Linked DNA regions of Homo sapiens: region 2 is linked to region 1. The links are chromatin loops, found by intact Hi-C in ENCODE. Cell type or tissue: HCT116. All regions are shown on one strand. Links, peaks and the distances in the headings refer to the core of each region. The heading gives the core; the rest is flanking DNA.

Region 1 (8,088 bases), core at 1,061-6,060:
TTCATTCATTTGCTCAATCTTACAATACACAGTATATGGCTATACCCATAACACTGTGAAGGCACTCTTTCTATGTAGAGTTCAATATTGGTGTGCAGCTTTCTTTGCCTTTACACTGGGGGTATGTAGTCAAAAGTATTGGGTCCAACAGTTACTTGGCTTTCCTTTTCTCCCTTTAGTATAGTTATTCTGTTCCTTGGAAGTACAAATTAGGTTTATTTGCTTCTGTTTGTATTTCATTTTGATGTTTTCCCCCTCCTAGTTGATTTAAAGGAGGCTGTACCCTTAATCACTAACTGTTGTTATAATTCTTGTTCAGCTGTGGGTCCAGGTAGTACAGGACTCACACACTGCCCACACATTGCCCATACTACCTGCACCCACATCTGAACAAGAATTATAACAACAGTTAGTGGCTAAGGGTTGTTGTAGAATTTTTTCCTAATCCTACAATATCACATATGTTCATCCTGATTTACAATTCTGGGAGACCTTCCTAACCATCCATTCCAAATGTAGCTGCCACAGACCCTCTTCTCTTCTTCCAAACTGGAGTCCTACTTCCTCACTTCCTGGCCTCTGCCCACATGTTCCTCGACTCAGACATCTCCACTATGTCCTCTTAGGTGCCAAACCCTTCAAGGCCCACCCAAGTTCCACCTCCTCCAAGATGCTTTTGAGACCCTTAGGAGAACCAGACCCCAGCTCAACATGGTTAGGATCATAGGCTGGGCCCAAGGAGGTGGGGGGAGCCCCTGTGAATGAAATACCAAGTGGCCCTGGGTCATGTCCAGGCCCTAAGGTGCAACCCAAGTGGCTCCTATGACTGTGGATGTTCTGCTGTGCTTTGGCTTCTTTGAGGGGAGACTCAGAGGCAGGAAGTTCCTGTGAAACTCATACACTTAATCAAGTTTTCCTACTATGTGAATGGAGCCTGCGGGAAAGTGGACCCACTGGCAGAGCCCTGATATTAGGAACTGGAGCAAACCAGTTCAGTTCCTCTGTGGAAAGTCCATCCCGGAGGGTGGGAGGCAGTGGGCTCTGGGATGTAGGGAATCTGAAGGCTAGGTTTGGGGCAGAATCTCCCTCCCTGCCCACACATACACACCCCCAAGTCCAGATACTTGTGCTCTCAGCAGCCCTGGGCAGCCCCCCATCAGGACACATGCCCTCTGCAGAACCCCATATGGAGAACACAACCCAGAAGAGGGGAACTTAGAGTTAGATGTCAAATAGCATCACCCCATAGTTCCACCAGTAGCCCCATCACAGAGGTCCTTCTTGTTTCTTAGCCCCCACCTTGGTTCCCAGGACTTTGGTCAAGCCTTGGAGGATTCCCACTCTCCCTTTGCCTGGGCTATGAAGCATGCAGTCCTCGTGGTGCTGACCGCCATCAGGGGCTCATGAGGGGTAGGCGCAGTTTGAGTTTTTAATATCTTGCCACTGGGTGCTCCTCCCTGGTCCACTGGCAGCCTCCATCCACTCCAGGTCCCTCCAGACACACACCCTCCTTGGATCCATGGCCCACAGGATGCATCTCTAATGCCCCATCAGCCCACCATGGCCTGTCAGTGTTGCAGAGACCAGCAGATGCTGCTGAGCCCTGAAGGATATAGTTTGGCATTCCAGGCAGTCTGTTTCCACTTGGGGACAGTGAGTGAAATTTAGCTCTTATTACTCAGACACTCCTCCCTCTGCATGCACATCTAATGAGGCAGTGTGTACCCCTGGACACACAAGCTGTTAAACTGCAGACAGGCTGCAGCTTTCCAGTGAGAGTGGATTTCAAGGGTGTATTTTTATAAGGAAGAAATGACATAAGCGTCCCCCTTTGTTATTTAAATTTCATGAAAATCAACTATAGATGGTGTGTAATTGAGCACAGAATAGGGCCCAGAATATATTCTGAAATAACGGGAGCCCTTTTATCAGGTTATATATGAAAAAAAATAGTCAAAGAAAAGCAAAATCTCCATGCAAAATAATGAACTATTTGAAGGAAGAAAAAAAAGAAAAAGGGGATGAAGTGCGCCTAGGAGAGTATTCAAGCAGCCGGTGTTTTTTTCTTGAGAAGTTTCTTGGGAGCGGAGTTTAGAGATGGGGTGGGTTGCAGTCATCATTGGTTGACCTGGGCTCAGAATCAGGCCGTACACATTACTTCAACCAGAAACCAGGCCAACGACATTGCAGGAGTCTTCCAAGGTGGATGACCCTATGTGAGGCCCAGAAGCACTGCAGGTCCTAAGAGGAGGCCTCCTACTGACCCTCCTCCCCACCCTACCCTCTGCACTTTCTGTCCTGTGGTCCCCGGAGGCCATGAGCCTGGGTAGCCAGGCACTCTGTTGGGAAATGAGAGCCGATCTGGGGGCTTGAGTCGGGTGGAGCCTGGTGGCGCCTGTGCTCAGGAGCTGGCCTGACTCCGGGCGGGTGTTCGCTTGCTGCTGTGGAAGGCTTCTTTGCACTGATATGTTCACAAGCGGCCCACAACAGGCCCCCTCTCTATCACCAGCAAAGGAGGGGCCTGACCCTGGTCTTCTCCACGCACCCTACTCCATGTGCTCACAGCTCAGCTTCTCCTGATGGGTCACTCATCTCATGCCTGAGATTTGCCTTCTCTGAACCTCCATTATCCCATATGCCTAACGAGGACGAGAACATCTCTGGAAAGGGTTGCTGTGAGGACAGCGTAGGAGACAGCGCTCAGCGTTCAGGCTCAGTAAGGTGCCAGCCACCTGATCGGTACTGAATGCAGACAGCACCTCCCTCTTTCTGGCAACCCCACCCCCCTCCACTCATTCCCTGCCGCCCCTGCTTCCTCTGGGGGCTCCCTGCAGCTGGAGCTCCCTGCAGAGGCCCGGGCCAGCCCTGACGCCTGGCTGCGGTGGACGCCCTCAGAGCTAGGGCACCCATCTTCCAGAGAAGGTGCCCAGGCTGAGCTTCGTCGTTAAACTCCGCAGAGCCTAGAGGTGCAACCGGAAAGAACAAGTCCCCTGGAAACGACCCCGCTGCTGCCATCGCCACTGCTGGTGCTGCTGCTACGGCAGGCCCTGGCTCTCCATGCAGTCTCCAGAATGCCCTCATCTACTCCCATTCATTTCTTGAGCACCACCTGTGTGCTTGGTCGTGCCTGGTCGTCTGAGGCACAGCCCTGCGGCAACGCTAACTCTAGCCTTCTTCCCAGGAGGCGCAAGTTTAGAAATCTTCCAGAAGGCGCAGTTTAGAAATCAAGTGCTCTCCGGTCCTAATTGCGGTCACACTGAGTTGCAGTGGCCCTGCGATGGCCTTGTATATCCTCTCCCAGGAAGGCTGAACACCCAGCACACAGGACAGACCCTGGTACTCAGCAGGTGCTGCATAAGCGTCTGTTAAATGCAGGACTGGAGCAGTGCAGAAACAGCTCTTACTCTGAAATCGCAGGCGCTTCCCGGGGAGTCCCGCACCGGCGCAGACGGCGGATCCAGGGCGTGGAGGGGGCCGGGGAACGGGTTCAGAGTGCCATCTACCGGCAGTTCGTCGGACTGGCAGGAAAGGCCTTGGCCCTGCGGCGGGATGGAGCCCCCCAGACTGCGCTGTTTGCTACGCTGCTCCGGATCCATTCACTCTCCAACCGCTCTGCAATCACTTCGCAATCACCAGTAAACTTTGCCGCCTACTTGAGAAGAGAAAGGTAGGGCCCAGGAGTAATTAGCAAGTCCTGAATTGTGCTGAGAATATCCAGGAAGGGGGCTTGTCTTTCACCAGCTTCTCCTGCGGAAGGGATTTCCCCCAAATTCTCTTTATTGGGAGGCTTTGAGCAGGAGCCAATGACTGCAGTTCCTGCAGAACCGGGGCAAGGGCCTGCTCCCTGGGGGACCGGCAGGGGCTGGGGTTAGTCAGACCCAGTGGACATACCAACTCTGCCACTTACCAGCTGTGTGACTGAGAGCAAGTTACTCTCTGCGCCTTAGCTTCCCCATCTGTAAAACAAGCCCCATGATAGTACCCCATGGTAGGATAGTTATGAGGATGTAAGCCAGATGTAACCCAGATGCCAGACACCCACTGTTCCCGAGGGTCTGGCTGCCCTTTAGTGTCCGATAGCAGAAGAGACCCAGCCTTCATCCTCCTTGGTCATCGTATGGCCAACTTTCATCCAGCTCCCCTCCCTCTGTGCCCTGGGAATCAACAGGTTGAGCTTGCCCACCCTGGCGATACCAGCTTGTGGCTGGTATTCCCTCATCTCACCTCCTGACTCAAGCTCCCCACTCTCCTTATCTCGGGTGATCTCTCGACATCTCATAACAAGTTTTCCCAGGCCCCACTGCTCCCCACAATGCTTCGGCTCACACGTGGTCAAGACTGCTGCTACATCTTAAAGCAAAGTAGGACCAGACCTGACTGGGATAATACTAGGAGAGAACAACAGAGCATGATGGAAACCTGCAAACTAGCTCCTGGGTGCGGCTAGGCTCAAAGTCCTGAAACCACAGCCCACAAAGGGGTCAGCATCCCCTCGAAGAGGGACTGCCCCAACCATATGGCCCTCTCCTCCAACAACACACTCCTCCAGCTTTCTGAGACTCTGTAAGGAAACTCGCTTCCTTTCTATTTCTGCAATTCCTCACATTTCTGCCCTGAGTGAAGACAACCTTTGCTGTGATTCTACAAAACAAAACTCTCAGTATTTTTCTTTTGCTGCCTGGAACCTCTGCATCCCAGAGCTGCAGCTTGGCTTTTTCTATGTAAAATCAAATGCCCTGTTAATTTTTTTCCCTTTTTCAAAACACAAAGAATAGGCTGCTCTCAAAGATGCCTCCTACAGAAACTAAAAGTCTAATGGGCCAGGCTCATGTGTGTGATCCCAGAACTTTGGGAGGCTGAGGCAGGAAGAGGATCACTTGAGGCCAGAAGTTCGAGATCAACCTTGCAACATAGGTTGGTCTCTACAAAAAAAAATAGAAACAAAAACTAGTCAGGTGTGATGATGTGTGCCTGCGGTCTCAGCTACTGAGAAGGCTGAGGTGGAAGGATGGCTTGAGCCCCAGAGGTCAAGGCTACAGTGAGCTGTGATCACGCCACTGCACTCCAGCCTGGGCAACAGAGTGAGACTGTGTCTCAAAAAAATAAAGTAAAATAAAAATAAAATGACAACGGTTGACATTGATTTTCTGATTCCTAGTCCACGATCCTGTGTAAGCTGTGTGCCTGTTTATCCCTTCACCAGTTCCCAACAACACTGTGAGGCAGTCACCATTTTGTCTGCATTTTTTAGAGGAGGAAAATAAGTATACGAAGGTTATGGGGGTCCCCCACATTCACATAGTTAAGTGTCTGTCTCCAGATTCAAACCCAGGCAATCTGGCTTCTTAAAGCTTCACCTTTAGCTTAAAGGTAAAAGCACAGGATCTGAGATTTCAAAAATGCTGGAGTCCCATCTTGGCTAGAACACCCTGTTACAAATGTGGGTGTTGAGTTTTCGCAGCATGGCTGGAGCACGGGAGGCGCCCAGCGAAAGGGGCACCTGGGGCCAGCAAAGCCTGTAGCCAGGCAATAGTGCACCAGAGAGGCAGCCTCCCATTCCACCCCTACCTCTCTAAGGGGTGATCTCTGAGTAAGGGGCATCTGTTAGCCTTGCCCCATCTCAGGCACCATCCTCAGTGGCTCACATCCCACGACAGCCGACATCCTTCAACAGCTCCTTTATTGTCTTGGAATAGAATCCAAACCCTCTACCAGAATCTAAAAGGCCCTGCAAGGACTATCTAACCCCACCTGGTTTCCAGCCATCTCTCTGTTACTGCTCTTCCCTTCGCTTGCAGGCAGTTCCCTGTCTAACCAAGGCTGCTGCTTCAGGGCATTTGCACTCAGGACCTCTCGGCCTGCTGCCTTACTCCCTTCAGCCTCTGATGAACCAGAATCTCCCCAGGGGGGGTTTCTGAATGCACAGTCATCCCCCACCGCAGCTACATGCTCACCATTCCTATTCGTTTCCTCCTTCCTTTCCAGACTGTCTCTAGAATGCAAGCTTCCTGAAGGAAGGCTTGCCAAACGTGATAGGCTTAGTAGTGGCCCCAAAGACACACCCACTTCCTAAACCCTGGAACCTGTGACTGTCACCTCATGTGGCAAAAGATGGGATCAAATTAAGGATCTTGAGATGGGGAGATTTCCCTAGATTATCTGGATTGACCCTAAATACAACGACAGTATCCTCATCACAGGAAGGTGGTGGGAGATTTCACACTCGGAGAAGAAGGCCACATGAAGATGGAGCAGAGAGATTTGCCCCAATAGAGAGACCCTGAGCACTCCAGTCTGTCTGGAACTAACACCAGCCACCCAGGCTATCTGCCCCATGCCCCAACTCACGTGTAGACTTTGGCTCCTTCATGGTGATTTCTGTTATTTGGTTCTGCGGGGGCTCATGTCCTAAGGAAAAAATTACATTTTGGCTAACTAGGGTTTACCACACCTCACAAAAGGATTGCAAACTCAAAGGCTTACAGGAGCCTAGAACATAAAATAAATATATACGAAACAGGACTGGGGGAACTGAGGCAAACTGGGATGGAGCGCCAAGCGTCTGCACCAGCAGACGAGTGCCCTGCAGGAACCCGAGCCCAGGCCAGCCTCATCTCCTGACTTTTCAGCTGAAGCTGCAAAAATTGAGGGTTTTATTTCCAGGCTTCCAATTTTAAAATGTTGACAACTTGGACAAAATGTATACAATACCACACTGTGTGGCCCATAGTAGCTGCTAGTTTCTTCTTTGCGGACAGGGACCCACTGAGGCAGAAGGCACCAAATCCAGGTGGCTCCTAGCTTGATTGGGGTGCCTGTCCTGAACATTAGGACCACTTTCCCTGCAGGATCCATGGGGGAATTCGATTCTCCCAAGTGAAAACATCAGAATTCAGTTGAATTCCGATGCAGCTGCACGTCTGCAACAAACACTTCCAACAAATAATAGAGTTGTGACATTCATCATTCCAACAATGAGAACAAATACCAGAATTGAATAAAAAGTTGTGTCCTTGATTTTCCTGGGTGCTGTTGTTGGAAGGCGGGGGTGGGGGGCACCTCAGCTCCTATCTAAAAAATCATCCAGGCCAAGCAGTTGTCAATTAAAGACTGAGAAAGGGAGGAGGGAAAGGCAGCCCTACTCACATCTCGCAGGGCAGCTCTCCACCTGAGCTGAGGTGGGCAGAGTTAATTCCTCCAAGAGCCTTCAGCCTTGAAGAGGTGACATGGAGGTAGCTCTAGCCCTGCAGGGGGAGCAACTATGCCGAGTCCCTGAGAGCTGCCTGAGGGTGGGGACAGCTGTCCCCACCGAGCGTCGCGTCCTCTGAAAACACACAAGCAGGCAATTTCCTGTGCACAAAAGTTGCCCAACAGTGCCCCCTAGCACTCATAATGACATACCTTCTTAGAGTAGGGCCTGGGAGGTTTTAGAAAGTTATCTGAGAGAAGAGACTAGGGAAAAATCTGGTTCTCCAAGTCATACTTGCCAACAACATTTGGGTGTGTTGGGGTTGGCGAGCAGGAGTGGGTAGGGGATGGGGGGGAAAGGAAGGCAGATTAAGGGTGGCATTTATCAAGCACTGGCCCTAGCATTCGTGCCAGGGTTCCCTGTTTCCAGGAGGACCAGATCATGGCTTACACTGAAGACACATTAAGGCTTGCCAAGGTTGAGCTGAGAGCCCCCAGGCTTGATTTAAAGGTGTTGGAGGCATTCCATGGTCTGTGGCAATCCCATCAGCAGTAGAACTTACCTGCAAATGGCTGAGCCACGATGGCCCTGAGCCTCAGTTAGAACCTCTGCAGCTCTACAAGCCACTTCTTACTGCAGATGGGCCCATAGGAAAGTATGTGCCCATCCCATGCCATGGCCAGCCAATTGCAGGCAGACAGCTAAAGGCCAAACACCAATGACAGGTTCTGAGGTAGGTTCCCAACACGTACACAGCAGACACCCTTCAGGTAAATGGCCAACAAAAAGAAACAGCCAAAGTCACTAAGTGAACCACTGGGTGACAAGTTGCCCAGGCCCAGTTGGTGATTTATGGCTCATGAGGTGATGCAGTCCCAGGGAGCTTCTGGAAAACTACT
Region 2 (8,088 bases), core at 1,162-6,161, 100 kb before region 1:
TTTAAAATCAGAGCCACTGTTAACCAAGGCGGGCAGCAGTGTTAAGACCACCAGCACCCTGAACCAGCCCTGTACTTACTGGGCACTGTTTCCTTAAAATCAGAAGGTGGCTTCCCATCTCTGGTTTCCTGGGGTCTTATGTCTGTCCTCGGAGGGAGAATCCAGTTCCTAGCTCCCCTGTACCATGCGAAGGTAGCCTGTCCTGTCTCACTCCTCAGATACGCAGAGTCTGTTTACACATTTGCCTGCATAGCATGATCAGGAAGCACACACACACACACACACACACACACACACACGCATGCATGCACACACCATGCAGGTGACTTCCCCAGGAACTAGTGCCAGCACCCCTGCTGCAGAGGGGGATATCAAGGCTAAATGGAAGAGAGGGGTGACTTGCCTGGGAGCACAGGGCAAAGCCAGGACAGCAAACCAGGCCTCCTGGTGCTACCCCACCAGCTGCCCTCACAGGGTGGAAGGTACAGCCATAGTGGGTGCCTGCATTGCCCTCCCCTCACCTGGCCCAGCCATGCTACCCCAAGCTCAGCCCTGTGACCAGCTCTCCCAGAGCTGACACTCGGGCTCAACCCCTATACCTGAGCCTTTTTTGCTGCCTCCAAAACAGCCTCATCTGCAGTTGCTTGAAATAGAAAGTGATGAGAGCAATAAATTATTTTCTATAAATCTGCTGGGAATGAAGCCCTCTTTCTGGTCAAGCCAGGCAGCTCATGTGGCAAAGGCCAGAACTGCGCAGTCCACACTCTGTCACCCTCCAGGCCCTGTGTCATCAAAACTGGCAGAAGGCTAATCCCATGGGCAGGTTATGGAAGAGGCTGAGGGCATCTTGATCTGATTGCTGGGGGATACTCAAACCTTTAGCTCACCTTGCTTCTCCCCTCCACCTGAGCTGCAGCCTGGAAAAGGAGGCACCCACAGGTCTAAACATGGCCCTGCTTTTTTTTTTCCTGAAAATTCCAATAACAAAAGCAACGAGAGCCTCTCACTACCAGGCCTTCTCTCACTTTGCTATAAAATTAGTTCACCCCTCTTTCTTAGAGTGTTGAGGTCCCTGCCCTCCCCACCTCCCTCCCCTGAAACAAGTTGAAAATATCTTAATGAACATAGAACAGTGATAAAGGAAGTGTTTGAAGTCCTCTTTGTACAGAGAGAGAGAGAAAGAGAATGCCAAAGCTAGGTTGGAGGAAGTAGAAGGGTATACGGTGGGCTCAGGCCCATGGGGGCCACACAGAGGAGCTCTGTGCACTTCAGAGACCAGAGCTTCCAGGGAGCTTCTGGCCACCACAGGAAGCAGCCTAGTCAGGCATTTTATTTCAATGGATAATTCAGTGGTCTTACTCAGAAATCAAGAACGAGACAGAAAAGTGATAGGCTAAGTGTAACGTATGGCCCCAGGGCAGCCATGGGGCAGAACTAGAAGAAAGCAAAATATCTAACTGGGCACAGCTTGAGAGGTGAGGGGAAGGTGGGGCTGGGAACGAGTAGAGATGAGGCAATGCAGCCAGGAGCAGGGACTGAGGGGCACAGGCCTCCTGCACCACTGCCCCACCCCACCAACCACCTCTTCTGTCTCCAGGAAGCAGCTTCTAGAGCTAGCATTCTTCTGGAGGACATGCATTATTTGGGCAAAATACAAAGAAATATACAAGCCTAAGTCAAGTAAGGGAATGCCTCCCACCCTTGCTATTTTCTCTAAATAGAGAGGCTGAGTACAGACGCGGAAAGAAACAAGGAGGTGTGGGAGCAGCCCGCCATGCTAGAGAAAGACTACATTCCTGCCACTAACAGTCGGTGGCCACTGGGCAAATCTTAAGTCTGTGGTGCCTCAGTTTCCTCATATGCAAAGCGGGTTTGTTCCATAGGCCTCTGAGGACAAAATGAGATTGCAGAAGTGAGATTGCAGATGGTTAGAAAAGACAAAGCCACACTGGTGTGAGTTTTCATGGTCCCCGGGACCACATCCTCAGAAGGATCCCTCCCACTTCTCCTGGGGGTTCCTGCAGTTCTGGGACAGGGGCATTCCCTGCAGACCAGACGTGAATGAAGCCGCTTAGCCAGCATCTTGTGAACGGCCTGCCTCATGTCCTGAGCCACTTACACATGTGTTTTTTCTCCCCAGGGTCTACGAAGAATAGGGTGAAAAACCTCAGAAGGGAAAACTCCAAACCAGTTGGGAGACTTGTGCAAAGGACTTTGCAGATTAAAAAAAAAAAAAAAAAAAAAAAAAAAAAAAAAAAAAAAAAAAGCCTTTCTTTCTCACAGGCATAAGACACAAATTATATATTGTTATGAAGCACTTTTTACCAACGGTCAGTTTTTACATTTTATAGCTGCGTGCGAAAGGCTTCCAGATGGGAGACCCATCTCTCTTGTGCTCCAGACTTCATCACAGGCTGCTTTTTATCAAAAAGGGGAAAACTCATGCCTTTCCTTTTTAAAAAATGCTTTTTTGTATTTGTCCATACGTCACTATACATCTGAGCTTTATAAGCGCCCGGGAGGAACAATGAGCTTGGTGGACACATTTCATTGCAGTGTTGCTCCATTCCTAGCTTGGGAAGCTTCCGCTTAGAGGTCCTGGCGCCTCGGCACAGCTGCCACGGGCTCTCCTGGGCTTATGGCCGGTCACAGCCTCAGTGTGACTCCACAGTGGCCCCTGTAGCCGGGCAAGCAGGAGCAGGTCTCTCTGCATCTGTTCTCTGAGGAACTCAAGTTTGGTTGCCAGAAAAATGTGCTTCATTCCCCCCTGGTTAATTTTTACACACCCTAGGAAACATTTCCAAGATCCTGTGATGGCGAGACAAATGATCCTTAAAGAAGGTGTGGGGTCTTTCCCAACCTGAGGATTTCTGAAAGGTTCACAGGTTCAATATTTAATGCTTCAGAAGCATGTGAGGTTCCCAACACTGTCAGCAAAAACCTTAGGAGAAAACTTAAAAATATATGAATACATGCGCAATACACAGCTACAGACACACATTCTGTTGACAAGGGAAAACCTTCAAAGCATGTTTCTTTCCCTCACCACAACAGAACATGCAGTACTAAAGCAATATATTTGTGATTCCCCATGTAATTCTTCAATGTTAAACAGTGCAGTCCTCTTTCGAAAGCTAAGATGACCATGCGCCCTTTCCTCTGTACATATACCCTTAAGAACGCCCCCTCCACACACTGCCCCCCAGTATATGCCGCATTGTACTGCTGTGTTATATGCTATGTACATGTCAGAAACCATTAGCATTGCATGCAGGTTTCATATTCTTTCTAAGATGGAAAGTAATAAAATATATTTGAAATGTACCAAAATTCTAGACTGCCACCTTTTTTCTATTTAATTAAGCTAGGATGACAATAAAATGTTTACCATGTCCTGAAAAAATAAGGACAAATATGCTGGGAAAGAAAACTGGTATTTCCCAAATACCTGTCAACACCATCACCTCTGTGGAACGTGTGGAGCTGTCATTACAGTCAGGAAGCCAAGAAGCCAGGCCTTGAGGCTAAGGCTCCTTCCCCGACGATTCCTACCCCTGCAGCAGGTGTATCAGAGCAGGCAGGTTGGAGCACAGGGAACTAGAGGGTCACGATCCCAGCCTCCTCCACGCAAGACCACACTGAGCCTCAGCACCAGAGGGCAGCAAAGAGGCTGGATGCCTCAGCCAAGGGCTCTCCAAGTTCCCTGGGGCTGCATAAGGACGGCAACAATAGAGGACTGGTGTAATTATTGCCTACTGTGAGCCAGACCCTGTGCGGGGAGCCTTACATGCCCTATCTCTTTGAATCCTGGTAACAACCACAACGGGGGTGGTTCTATTGAAGCTCCATTTTACAGATGAGGAAACCAAGGCTTAAAGAGGTGAGCACATCACTCATATTCTCCCACTTAGAGAAGATAGTAGATGGGGCCAGTCAAGATACCCTGGGGTCCAGGGCCCCAAGATGCCAGGGGGACTCGGGGAGGTGGGAAATGCCCACCTGGGAGGCTGTGGGACTCTGGAGCTGGGCAGACTCTGGACTCTGGAGGCGTGGGAGCCACGCCTGGGAGATACTGGAGCTGTTCCTGCTCCTGCCAGGTGGACAGGTGGACAGTAGGGCACACCTCATTGTGCTTCTAGGGACTGCATGTCGTAGGCCCATGTAAAGCACTTAGCAGGATACCAGGGCATGGTGAGCACGTGGTAATGGAAGCCCTTTTTTTATTTTTTTATTTTTATTTTTTTCCTGAGACAGGGTCTTGCTCTGTCACCCAGGCTGGAGTGCAGTGGCACGATCATAGTTCACTGCAGCCTTGAACTCCTGACCTCAAGGGATCCTCCTGCCTCAGCCTCCCAAGTAGCTGGGACTACAGGCACATACCACCATGCCTGGCAAGATGGGATCTCTCTATGTTGCCCAGGACAGTCTCAAACTCCTGGACTCAAGTGATCCTCCTCCCACCTCAGCCTCCCAAAGTGCTGGGATTACAGGCATGAGCCACCATGCCCAGCCAGAAGCTATTTTAATAAGCACAACACCAGACCAGCCACTTTGCACTTTGTACCAACTACCCACAGCCCTGCATCTCACCGTATCCTAAAGTCAGCCAGGCCCTGAAACAGGCCTCTCTGCCTTCCCTGGGTTCTCCACACCCAGAAGGACTCCACCCTGTCTGCTACACTAGCAACTGGAAGCCAGTCACCCATGTCCCCTTCACCTCCCCGGAAGCTTCCTGAAACACTGGTTCTGCACACACTTACGAGGACACCCAGCAAGTACCCTGTCTCAGCATGTCCCCGGCAAGATGCTACCACAAACGCTTTTATCACCATCTTATTTCCTCCTGGCGGCTTCAGATTACACCACATGTATTCCTGAGGAAGCTGAAGATCAGAGAGGTTGAGAAAGTTGCCCAGAGTCACACAGCTACCACTCATCACACCCTCCAATGGCTGGGCCTGGCAGCCTTTCTGCTGAGGGGTGGAGGAGGGGCAAGCTGAGGCCACAGTGAGCTGGTGACCATGAATGCCCTGCAGCAGCCCTGCCTTTCCCTTCATTATGGAGAAAGAAGGTAGACTAGACAGGGAAACCCCAAGACCAACAGACAGAACAGAATGCAAGAGCCCCAGAAGACAGTGCATACCAGGGCAGGGCAGGGCAGAGCAGAGGCCAAGCCTCTTGCTGGGAGCCCTGAACCCTGCCTGGCCTCAGAGCAGCACCAGTGGAGCCTCAGGAGGGAAGGGCAGTGTACAAAGCTGGCTGAAGAGCCCCGGCCACCGAGAGCAAAAGCTGCTCCAAGACAGCACAGGCCGTGGGGTGCCGCTTGTAAACAAGCCATACACACTCCCTGTCTTTGCTGGGGCTCTCCTCGTCCTGCCTGTGGCTCTAGTGCTAGGCCACCCTCCTCTAACTCTGCTGGCCCCGATGGTCCCTCCCTTCTCTGACATCCCAAGTTACAGATTGGATCATTAATAACAGCAACAGTGTCACCTCACACTGGTCCAGCCACTGATCCGGGCACTCACCCAAGCACTGGCCCCACATGCTCTGTCTGCACTCCCACAATGCGCTATGTGGCAGGTGCCCAGAGAAGTGAAGCACTTTGCTTAGGACAGTAGAGGAAGTCCTGGAAGTCAAGCCTCAGCTGGTCAAAGCGCAGAAACGGTGGAGAGTCTGCATGTAAATATCTCCATTCCCTACAGAGATGGGGTCCCAGGACAACAGAGGCTGGGCTATGCTTCCAGGGAGAGCTTGGGCCCTTTCCTCCCGCAGACAGGGATTAACCTGACCACTAAGAATAGACTCTGAGCCCAAACACTTCACCAAACACCAAATGAGGACCCACAGGCGCCTAGAACTGTGCGAGGCTCCAGGGAAGAATCTTCTCTCCCCGGCTACAGACCTGTTTCCTGTACCTCTTCTCTGGGCCTCCCAGTATCCCTATGAAGTGTCCACTTGCCAGCTTCCAGGAAAGAGAGTAATCCCAGTGCAGCAAAGCAAGGCCAGGTGGCCTTTCAGAGCGGGCTCTGCACTGGTGGCTCTCATGGGCTTCCCTGGATAAGAGCAAGCTTCTCCTCTGCACACAGGGCAGACCCGGCCCACATACAGGCCCCACCTCCACTGGAGCCACTGCATCCTCACAGTTAGGCTTGTTTTGATTCCAAATGCCATTGCCCTGACTTCCCATAGGCTCGTCCTGAGCAGGCCCTGGTGCTGTAGTGGGCTGACACCAGCATGGCCATGTCCTCAGAGAGCTCCAGCCTAGCCCTGCAGTTCAACTCCTCCACCTCACCTGACCGCTCTCAGATCTACTCCACTCAGAGCTTCTCCTGGTCATCCTGGACTGACTACATAATTTGCAGGCCTAGGTGCAAAAAAAAAAAAAAAAAAAAAAGATGCAGGCCTCCCGTTCAAAAATTATTAAGAATTTCTAGACGGCAACAGCAGGGCATTAAACCAAGCATGGGGCCCTTTCCAGACATGCTCTGTGCAACTCACATGTCACAAACCCATGGGGCCAACCCTGCCTCCAGTATCAACTCTAATATCCATATAGGTGACTCATTTTGGTCCTGAATTATTACATAATCTGCACTACAGTTTAACAGTTTTATTTGAACCTGAGCATCTAAGAAGAAGCCCTTCTTAGAAACCAGGAGCTGTGTCATATGCTGCTTTGTAAAAACCTCCCAGAATCTATGATAGCACTTACGAGGTATTCAAACACAGTTGAATTAATATTAGGATCATAGGGAGATCCCTGAGAACATGCTTTCTTCACGCATTCCTGAGCTACTGCTATGTGCAAAACTCTGCTGGGCACCATGGGGAACAGAGGTATGACTGGCTGTGCTCCTTTATCCTCAAGGACAGAGTTCAACCATTCATTCACCCAGCTACTGTTGCATGATTAAACATCTGCTCTGTGCTGGATGCTGGAGATGGCCCCTCCAGAAACTCAGTCTACAGGGAGGCAAAGAAGCTGCCTGAAATTGCCTGTTGGTCTGACTGCCAGACGGACTCACGGCAGACTCTGGGGCAGCCCCAAAGAGCGGGTGTCTCACCCAGGGTCAGAGGAGGAGACTGATCAAGACATCTGTCAGTCCTGGGAAGGCTCATGGCAGATTGCAAGTCATTATCAGGCAAGAAAAAAAAAAAAAAGGTGCTGATTCCATCCTGGCTCTCACATGGCCCGTGGCCGCCACGCCCATGTGCGATGAGATGGGCTAGCTGCGGCAGAGCACCAGGGGCAGAGAAGTAGAGAACACTGGGGGATTTAGAGGAGGCCCGGGAGCATCGGCCATGCCCCAGATGCATGTCCACAGAGCCCAGCCCCAGCCTCAGTCCCCACTCCCCTCTCGCCCAGCTCCCTTCTCTCTGCCTGTCCTGCCAGGACACCGTGATGGGGGCCTCCGGAACCTCAAAGGCAAAGAAGCCCACACAACCCTTCCTGCTCAACCTCCACACAAGGAAGACACCGTGCTGCTTTTTAGAGCCCCTGGGGTGTTTTCTTCTCCTCCTGTTTTTGAAAAGTTACATGGATATTCTTGGAGGTCTTCAAGAAAGCACTAAAACCCTAAGCTATTTTCTTGCTTTCAAAGTAACATTTCCCAGCTTCCTCCACGCAGGTCCGCGCTGAGCCTCACCACCAGAGGGCAGCCAAGAGTCCGGGTGTCTCAGCCAAGAGCTTTCCAAGTTCCCCGAGGCTGCATGAGGACAGCGACAAGGACTAGTGTAATTATTACCTACTGTGAGCCAGACCCTGTGTGGAGGGCCTTACATACCCTATCTCATTGAATCCTGGTAACGACCACAACGGGGGTGTTCTATTGAAGCTCCATTTTACAGATGAGGAAAACAAGGCTCAGTGAGGTGAACACATCACTCGTGTTCACACAGCTAGCAGGTGGAAGAGACAGGATTCAAACCCACGTGTGTCGGGCTGCAAGGAGACTGTCTGCTCTCTGAAGTACACAGTGTCTTACAGTTCCTGTCCACCCCAGCCCACAGGATGCTCCACTGTGCTCTCATGCTCCGGCTCAGGGCTGACCCCCTGTTTATCAAATGGAGATTAATCACCCAGTTAAC

What was found. A loop is a pair of places that touch in the nucleus more often than their neighbours do. Peaks named below come from ENCODE experiments on the same cell type or tissue, not always from the same donor. Only the 100,000 strongest peaks of a DNase experiment are listed, where the experiment ranks them.
Region 2: a loop joins it to region 1, with 5 times the contacts of the local background. A loop is called at or near these places in 18 of 110 quality-filtered maps.

Annotation. Positions count from the first base shown.
Region 1 is chr5:135,461,698-135,469,785 of GRCh38, reverse strand. No RefSeq gene overlaps it. Among named protein-coding and RNA genes, the nearest start is that of TIFAB, 13 kb to the right of the region's middle. RefSeq lists an enhancer at 3,221-3,270 and a silencer at 3,471-3,610. In HCT116, for the core only: a CTCF peak has its summit at 3,505 (motif pointing left); a DNase peak (open chromatin) is centred at 3,465.
Region 2 is chr5:135,565,921-135,574,008 of GRCh38, reverse strand. CXCL14 (C-X-C motif chemokine ligand 14) reads left to right here. Exons shown (of 4, transcript NM_004887.5): 4 at 2,141-3,330. The coding sequence ends at 2,156. Among named protein-coding and RNA genes, the nearest start is that of CXCL14, 9.0 kb to the left of the region's middle. RefSeq lists enhancers at 3,528-4,028, 4,761-5,690. In HCT116, for the core only: a CTCF peak has its summit at 3,624 (motif pointing right); a DNase peak (open chromatin) is centred at 3,638.